Regions from separate parts of the Mus musculus genome. Here region 2 is linked to region 1. A link is a contact called in ENCODE Hi-C or POLR2A ChIA-PET data. All regions are on one chromosome and are shown on one strand. The core of a region is the stretch at or near the end of the contact, and the rest is flanking DNA. Distances in the headings are between cores, read along the strand shown.

Evidence for each region. A loop is a pair of places that touch in the nucleus more often than their neighbours do. ChIA-PET counts read pairs that join two places held with the same protein, here RNA polymerase II (POLR2A).
Region 2: a loop to region 1 is called in a map of heart, with 3 times the contacts of the local background. The contact joins the promoter of H2bc21 here to the promoter of BC028528 in region 1. A Hi-C loop is called at or near these places in 1 of 37 maps with a recorded cell type or tissue (heart). POLR2A ChIA-PET finds 5 or more read pairs at or near these places in 2 of 5 experiments (Patski and embryonic stem cell).

What each region holds. Positions count from the first base shown.
Region 1 is chr3:95,890,229-95,894,623 of GRCm38, forward strand. BC028528 (cDNA sequence BC028528) reads right to left here and starts at 1,727. Exons shown (of 6, transcript NM_153513.4): 1 at 1,657-1,727. The coding sequence starts at 1,702. It overlaps Aph1a (aph1 homolog A, gamma secretase subunit), which reads left to right and starts at 3,693. Exons shown (of 6, transcript NM_146104.3): 1 at 3,693-4,055. The coding sequence starts at 3,943.
Region 2 is chr3:96,218,547-96,222,941 of GRCm38, forward strand. H2bc21 (H2B clustered histone 21) reads left to right here and starts at 2,526. Exons shown (of 1, transcript NM_178214.4): 1 at 2,526-4,395. The coding sequence starts at 2,620. The coding sequence ends at 3,000. It overlaps H2ac21 (H2A clustered histone 21), which reads left to right and starts at 1,339. Exons shown (of 1, transcript NM_178213.5): 1 at 1,339-1,808. The coding sequence starts at 1,370. The coding sequence ends at 1,762. H2ac20 (H2A clustered histone 20) reads right to left here and starts at 2,334. Exons shown (of 1, transcript NM_175662.2): 1 at 1,867-2,334. The coding sequence starts at 2,298. The coding sequence ends at 1,909.

The DNA.
Region 1 (4,395 bases), core at 477-2,976:
AAACAAAAAACAAACAACAAAAAAAGTGGAAGACAGAGCCCAAAAAAATTTAGAAAAGCTATATACATTCTATATGTTCCCAAATTTTCCTCATAAAAGACACTCAATGTTTTAGATTTGGTTTTACTTCCAGCTCCACTGCTAGCTAAGCAGAACTTTTCATAAGTCTGCTTCACACCCCCCAACCCCTTTTGAGACAGGGTCTCTCTATGTAGCCCTGGCTGTCCTGAAATTCACTGTATAGATCAGGCTGGCCTCCAGCTCACAGAAACCTGCTTCTGCCTTTGCCTGCCAAATGCCGGCATTAAAGGCATGCAGCACCACAGCTGGGCTCGTATCACCTTCCTTAAAAATAAGTCAGCTGGACCAGATGACCCATCGTAGCGTCTCTCCCCTTCCAAAACTAACACTGTGTGGCTTTGCTTACTGAATCCAGAATTCTAGGCCTTCTGCTAAACACATCCCTCCAACCCCAAACTAAGGACACAGGATTGAAAGGAAAGGAAAACAGTGACACACCTGGCTGAGAACAAAGAGGGGAAGGAGCCAAACTACTCTTGGGATCGTGTCCCTGAAGGCAGCCAGTTTTCTACTGGCCTAAGCCAACCTATACTGGCTTTTCTCTTCTTTTTTTTTTCTTTTTGTTTGAATCACTCTGTAGACCAGGCTGGCCTCGAACTCAGAAATCCGCCTGCCTCTGTCTCCCAAGTGCCGGGATTAAAGGGGTGTGCCACCATGCCAGGCTTCTTTTATTTTTTAAAAGACATTGTTTGCTATGTATCTGTAACCAATGTAGAAACCACCAAGTAAACCAAACTAGCCTAGAATTCACAGAGACCTTTCTGTTTCTGCCTCAGGAATGCTGGGATTAAAGGAGCGAGCCACCACACCAAGCTTGGTTTTGTTTTTTGGTACAGGGGTAATTGTTTGTTTGTTATTTATTTATTTGTTTTTGAGGCAGGGCTTTCTCTGTATAGTCCTGGCTGTCCTGGAACTGGATTTGTAGACCAGGATGGCCTCATACTCAAAGCTCTGCCTGCCTCTGCCTCCAGAGTGCTAGGACTAAAGGCGTGAGCCACCACACCCAGCTGAGGGCTTCTTATTCACCTGGGACTAGTCAGGAACTCACTAAGTAGTCAAGGATGACCTTGAATTTCTGACCCTTTCCCCTCTATGTCTCAAGCGCTGGGCATGTGCCATCCAGCTTGGCTCTCGCACCTATGTCTTTGCTAATAGGAGGTTTGTTTGTTTCCTTGTGCTTTGTGGAAAGGAGAGCCTCTGGCTTCGCTCACTGATGTTGCTCCCTTGACTTCCAAGCGCCCACTTCTTTCCTTTATGGCTCCTCACTCTCCTGCTCAGCTCTGTGGTGACAGGAACAGAAATCTGAGTTCAGTCTTGCCGAAGGAACTCTCTTTAGAGTCCCATCCTCCACCGGCCTGTGTCTTATTTGACAAGACTTCGCTTTGCTTTGCCTTTGGTTTCCTGGCTCCACCTTCCAGATCCCTGCTCTGCCCCCAACCCTGGACTCCAACAGCTGAGAAAAGCAGTACAGCTCCCCGCTGAAATGCCCGACGTACTGCTCTCTGTTTCCTTTTCTCTCATCCCATTTATAGCAAAAGACCTGGCACAAAAGGCCAGGGTCAGAAGGAGACTTACCCAGGATGAGTGGTGCAACAAGGAGGGCTATAAAGAGGACATCCATTCTGGGTTTTGCACTATCACTGTGTAAGTTAAAAGAGGAAATTGCTGTTTCCCACCACACTTACCCCGCCTCCCCTGCTGCTGTGAAGCTGGGAGGGCACTGGAGTGATTCTTCTCCCAGGGGACAGAACTCTCCGCCTACTCGCTCCGTAGATCTTTACATAGCTGCTGGACCTAGAGCCAACCCCCTTAACCCCCTTGTTGGATGCTAACTTGTTATTCCTGGAGAGCCCCTAGCCCTGGATTAGGTCCGCTCAGGACTCCCACTGCTGGGACCAAAGTTCACCCTCTCCTCTCCCCTCCTATGCTTCCTCCCTCTCAATGCTCCCCAAAATCCACCTTCCTTCTTGCAGGCCTTAAGTTACCATTGCTGTGCAGGGTTGCTCTCCACTCTGAGGGAAACATGATCTTTTTTATCATGTTTATCAGCCCCCGCCGGCTGTGCATCCCCTCCCCTCCCCATCCCCTCCCCTGCCAGCTGTGCATCCTTCCTATAACAACTGTACTCCCTATATCCATTGTTCTTGCATTTGTCTATTTTCCCTGGGCTCCTTCCCTTTCTCCAGCCCCTGCTCTTCTCCACTCCCTCACAGGTAGCCCTGGCTATGTCCTTGCACCACATGGTGGATCACAATCATCTGTAGCCGCAGTCCCGAGGGTTCTGATGTGCTCATCTGGCCTCCAAGAGCACCGAGCACATACATGTTGCACAGATATACATGACACAACCCCCTCCCACACACATAAAAATAGCTATTAGAACAAAAGAAAAGCTCCACAAGCCTCACATACCTAGTAAATACTTGCTAAGCATCTAAAATGAGTCCTTGAACACCGTGCAAGTGGCTGTGGGCTCATCATGCACAGATTGTTCCCCACAGCTGCTAACAGCTCACAGAGAAGAGTGGCCCAGACTCAGCCTGTTGAACACACATGGAATCCTGAACACTGGCCAAGATGTTCCCATCCTCCTAACCTTGGGGAACAATGTGTCTAGTGACCGCCAGACCCCCCCAACCCTCCACCCCCCCTACCCTCCCATCCCCCCCACCCCCCCACCTCCACTGATTCCCCTCCTAGTGACTTTTTGCAAAAACCTCCAGGAAGCCCGGTAATCTTTTAAATTTTTCTGTAGTTTGTTGTTGCTTTGTATGTACCCTCAAAAAACGATTTTTCTCATATATGATCAAAATGCTCAGATCCCATCATAGGATTCCTCTGTTCTGCAGACTCCTAAGGACCAACCCGTCCTCATACAAATGATGATTCCTGATAATATGAAATCTCTCTCCCCAGCCTGAGGAAAAGACACCACTCAAGTTTATTTTCCAGACTATAAATAAAGGAAGTATGACATCAAAGGAACCAAGCAGCTCGGCGTGGGGCGGGGGTGGAGGGGATGGGTGTAATTTCCTCTCAGTCCCATTGCTCTAGTTGCTTTGTGACTCCACGATTCCTTCCAAACATTTTCCTAATATTTCTCTCCCGGCTCCTCCTGCTTTTCTCATTCTGTCATTACAGAATACAAGTGGAGGCTTCATTTAAGACGTAATTCCTATACCAGGCTGCCCAAAGAGTTCCAACTTTTAAGCCTAACTTTGATCCCTCAGGATGCTTCTCTGGGTCATTTCCTCTAATTCAACTTAAGAACAATGTCCGTCCCTATCTTCCCACAACCTCTATCCTGTGCTCTTTTTTATTTGTCTCTAGAGTCAAACAGGATCTTCCTCCGACAAAGCTCCTCTAGTAATAGGTAGGGTGGCTATCACCCTTCTCTACCGAAAGAAAGGAAACCGTGGCCAAGGCGCCAGCGAACCCAGGAATCATTGTTCTGATTGGGCCCAGACTCCAGCCTACTCTTCTGAAGCCACTCCCAGCACCAAGAGGAGGGCTCTGAGGATGAGAGACTACAACTCCCAGAAGGCCATGCCGCCATGACCCCGCCTCTGCAGTTCCGCCCCACCAAGTATTCATTGGCCTTCCGGGGGTGGGAATTAGATGGGAGGTGGCCATGGGGCAGCGACCGGGGGTTGTTCCCTCTTCGGCTTCCGTAGACGAGGTCGGGCGGACCTTCGTCCGGGGTTTCGGCACCCCCCCTTCCCCTTCCCCGGGGTCCGGGGGTGACATTGCACCGCGCCCCTCCTGGGGTTGCGTCCTCGCCCCACGCGGACTCCCCCTCGGCGCGCAGCTCCCTTTCGCCTTCCTTGGCCGGGGTTCCCTCCCTTCCCCAGCTGCCCAGTCATGGGGGCTGCTGTGTTTTTCGGATGCACCTTCGTCGCGTTCGGCCCAGCCTTCTCCCTTTTCCTGATCACTGTAGCTGGAGACCCACTTCGGGTTATCATCCTGGTGGCGGGGTGAGTGTCGAGTGGTGGAGACGGGGCCGAACGTAGAGAAAAAGGTGCAGAAAGGGCTGGAGGAACTGGAGCAGGCTTGGGAGCCTGAGTTGGGGGGCAGAAGTCGGAAAAGGTTGGACACAGGGTCAAATCGTGATCTAGGAGAATTTCCCGCAGTCGGCTTCCGCCTTCCAGGGATTTCACAGATTCTTCCTGTAGTCCTCCCGGCAACGTCAGAGAAGGCCCAAGGCCAAGATTAATGAGGGGGCTGTGCTGACCTCGGCCAGCCAAGGATCTTGGAATGGATACCTAGTCTGTCCGTTCATGCCCACACACTTTGACTCTAATGAAGACTCTAACC
Region 2 (4,395 bases), core at 1,276-3,775, 330 kb after region 1:
GTTAGCGAGGGACTACAATGCCCTTTAACAAGGGTCTAAATCCCCTTGAGCCCTTTTTTCTTTACCCACAAAACAGAAAATTACATCCACTTTGTAGATGGCCTATAGCACAGGGTGAATCACACTTGGGTTGAGCGATCTCTGTCCCGTTAGCCTTCTTCACAACTCAGATCACTGAGAAGAAAACCAGAGGTCAAGGCGAGGGGGTTCACTGACTCTTTAAGCAGAACCTCACAAGGTGCCAGGGATATGTGTACGAGATTTTCCTGTTATCTGGGTTTTGTTCTCAGCCCCAAATGCCTCAAAAGTTAATGTTGTTAGAACTTGCATAGCAGAATGGCTGTCTAATGCTAACAAAATACCCTGCAAACTTAAGAATAGTTTAGAATGTAACTGTAACTTCTAGAATTAGATACAGTTCCCTTAACAGGCTCCCTCACCGTTCACCCCCCACCGTCTTATCTTGGTACCTGAAAGTTTTTGGGTGCAATTCTTGGGATAGGGCAAAGGAATGCAGAGCTCATGTTTCAGATGCTAATATGATGCTTGTTGAGACAAACGAGTTAAACATTTAGTAAACGCCTGATACCGGAGTCTGAGCTTGTGAAGCGAATCTGAATTAGCTGGAAGCTTGTAAGCCTCGCCAGAGGGAAGAGCTGGGGATAGGACAGTTCAGCTGAACTCGCGGATTTTTTAGTGGGGAGAGAACCGGAGCAGGGTAAAGAAAACCCCAGATCAAACGAGGACATCTTAAAAGCTAGAGGGAAAAGGTGGTGGCAGACACCTCCTAGAGGTCAAAGACGATGGATACAATGTCATCTAGCCCTTGGTCAAACGACCCAGGGGCAAAGATGGGGAGCCACTGTCAAGGGTAAGGAAGCGAAGCAACTTTCCTAATTCCTTTACGGAGCCTGCTTGTGTGAGACATGGAGAGTAATTTAAAGCTCCGGGGTGGGGGTGGGGACAGAGCAAAATCCCATACTTCAAGGGGAGTGTTTCGAGTTTTGTGCTCTTGGTTGTTTGTTTAGATTTTTCAGCTCTAAACTGGGCAAACAAAACAAACCTCTATAAATTACCACAATAAACAGCTCCGCGAAATTCTTCTGCCCTTAAAATCCTACGATGTAAGTGAGGGCCTTTAAATGTGGCTCTCATCGATTGGTAAATTCCTTTTTCAAAAAATTCGTCATTTCCTGTACTGCAGGATGTAAACCACCGAGTCTAGCTTCTGCTTTCCCATTGGCTGTTGGAGACAGCTCCATTTTAAGCCAATCAAGCTACTTTTCCTTCACCCCTCCCGATAGATCTTATAAATTCACCTTTCCATATCCTTCCCTTGGAAAAAGCAGCAGAAATTGCTTATTCCGCCATGTCTGGCCGTGGCAAACAAGGAGGCAAGGCCCGCGCCAAGGCGAAGTCGCGGTCGTCCCGCGCCGGGCTGCAGTTCCCGGTGGGGCGTGTGCACCGGCTGCTGCGCAAGGGCAACTACGCGGAGCGCGTGGGCGCCGGCGCGCCGGTGTACATGGCGGCGGTGCTGGAGTACCTAACGGCCGAGATCCTGGAGCTGGCGGGCAACGCGGCCCGCGACAACAAGAAGACGCGCATCATCCCGCGCCATCTGCAACTAGCTGTGAGGAACGATGAGGAGCTCAACAAGTTACTAGGGGGAGTCACCATCGCCCAGGGCGGGGTCCTCCCCAATATTCAGGCTGTCTTACTTCCGAAGAAAACGGAAAGTCATAAGCCTGGAAAGAACAAATAACTATTATCCCTTTCCACACAAAAAGGCTCTTTTAAGAGCCACCAAAGTGTCATCCAAAGGGCTGGTCACAAACTGGCGCGTTAGCTAGCTCCTTTGTAAAAGATTTGGTGGCTCTAAAAAGAGCCTTTTTGGATTCGTGTTGAGTTTCACTTGCTCTTAGCCTTGTGGCTCTCGGTCTTCTTGGGCAGCAGCACGGCCTGGATGTTGGGCAGGACGCCGCCCTGTGCGATCGTCACTTTGCCCAGCAGCTTGTTGAGCTCCTCGTCGTTGCGGATGGCCAGCTGCAGATGGCGCGGGATGATGCGCGTCTTCTTGTTGTCGCGGGCCGCGTTGCCCGCCAGCTCCAGGATCTCGGCCGTTAGGTACTCCAGCACCGCCGCCATGTATACCGGCGCGCCGGCGCCCACGCGCTCCGCGTAGTTGCCCTTGCGCAGCAGCCGGTGCACACGCCCCACCGGGAACTGTAGCCCGGCCCGGGAAGACCGCGACTTGGCCTTGGCGCGGGCCTTGCCTCCCTGTTTGCCACGGCCAGACATAACTTAGAGTATAATGTAGGACACACCGAGGTGACAACTTCTGTAAAGCTAGGTTGATTCGTCTCTAAGGCCTTTATAGGCGCTCCTAGGGGTGGGGTGAGGAGGGAGCTTTTCATTGGTGGTTATTTGGCCCCTGAGAAGTCCAATGAAATCTGAAATTTTAGGCTTGTACTGAAAACGCAAGTTTCGCGTATGGGCCAATGGAAATTAAAAGTACTTTGAGACCTAATTTGCATAAGGCGTTCATAAAGGGCTCAAGTCCTCCGGGTCCCTGGTTGATTTTCTACTTACTAGACTGTTTTCCACTGTTTGCTTTTAATCATGCCTGAACTGGCCAAATCTGCCCCGGCTCCCAAGAAGGGTTCCAAGAAGGCTGTCACCAAGGCGCAAAAGAAAGATGGCAAGAAGCGCAAGCGCAGCCGCAAGGAGAGCTACTCCATCTATGTGTACAAAGTGCTGAAGCAGGTGCACCCGGACACCGGCATCTCGTCCAAGGCCATGGGCATCATGAACTCGTTTGTCAATGACATCTTTGAGCGCATAGCAAACGAGGCTTCTCGCCTGGCGCATTACAACAAGCGGTCTACAATCACATCGCGGGAGATCCAGACGTCGGTGCGCCTTCTACTGCCCGGAGAACTGGCCAAGCACGCCGTGTCGGAGGGCACCAAGGCCGTCACCAAGTACACCAGCGCCAAGTAGAGGCCTCCCTGGATGAGGCGCTCGCTGGCCCCTTTGATCTTTTAAAGTCTCTTTTAGTGAGTCACCCGCTCAAATCAGAAGAGAGCTTTGCCACTTGCATTAGTTTCTAGTTCCTATTCCAAAGTTACTCCAAGGGTCTTGAAAAGGGTACACTTCAGAAGTTTTAAGCCTTTGTGGTTTTGAGTTCCCCTGTGGGTATCTGTTTGCAGTTTGCTGCACCCTACTTAGCTTCTTGGAGTTCTTTTTAGACTAGGATAATGGAGGTGGGTCTCTGGGCCCGGTTTCCGTGTTCTAGGCTTTTGGGGTACCATTTACTTGTCGACTTAAAGTGAGATGGTTTCCTTACCCTGGCGAATAGAGGGCTCCAGGACACAGCTAAGACTGTGTCGGCGAATGCTGGGTACCAGCCATCTACAACTGAAACCGCTCTGTCCCTTTACTTGTGTCCTGGGCACCAGCGGTTACGGGGTACTTAGGGTGGTGTCCCTCTAATTTACTGATTTACAAACACGAATGTTCCACGTTGCTGCCGATTTGGTAGAAGTCGGTTATGGTTCTCTATCAGGCTTTAAAATCCCTGTTCGAGGCTTGCTTGGTTTGTTTTGTTCTGTTTTTGTTTTTCCTTTTAATTCTTTGCTTTAACCTCTGCAGTGCCAGATTACCGCAGGCTACTGCTGCTTCTCTGGGCTCATGAAGCGATCTTTCGAATCCACACACGCAGGAATTAGCTTTTTCCCTCCTGTCGTGTCTCCAGGAGAAGTTGTCTCAAGTTCCCTTTGCTTTCTTATTTACACTGTTGCTGATCAAGCTGGGTCTGACAGTTTTATACCTCCAGAGCCCACCAGTGCCTCAACCACAGCAGATGCTACTTTTAAAATTACTTATTGAATTCATTTTTATACCACTGCTTTTTTTAAAATATATTTTTATTAGGTATTTTCATTTACATTTCAAAAGCTATCCCAAAGTCCCCCTTACCCTCCCCACAACACTCCCCTACCCACCCATTCTTGGCCCTGGTGTTCCCTTGTACTGAGGCATATAAAGTTTGCAAGACCAAGGGGCCTATATCACTGCTTTTTAAAATTACTTATTGAATTAATTTTTATATTAAGGCGGGGGTGGCAGAGGCCTTGTCCATTTGATGTATGTGAAGACACGTTGGAAAGGAAATGTTTTGGGGATTTTTTTCCCAAATTTGTCTTTAGTTATCGTTACTGTGGTAGCTGTTCTTGGTTCTTAGCCCAAGCAGCTGGGTGCACCTGTGAGGGATTTATTTTTTCTTAGTTCCATAATTTGAAATGAGAAGAACCATTTTTAATCTGGTTCTTTCCCACCTTTAATCTGGGCCACGCCAGCTGGCAGCTTCTATTAAGGACATGGAAGAAGGAAGCT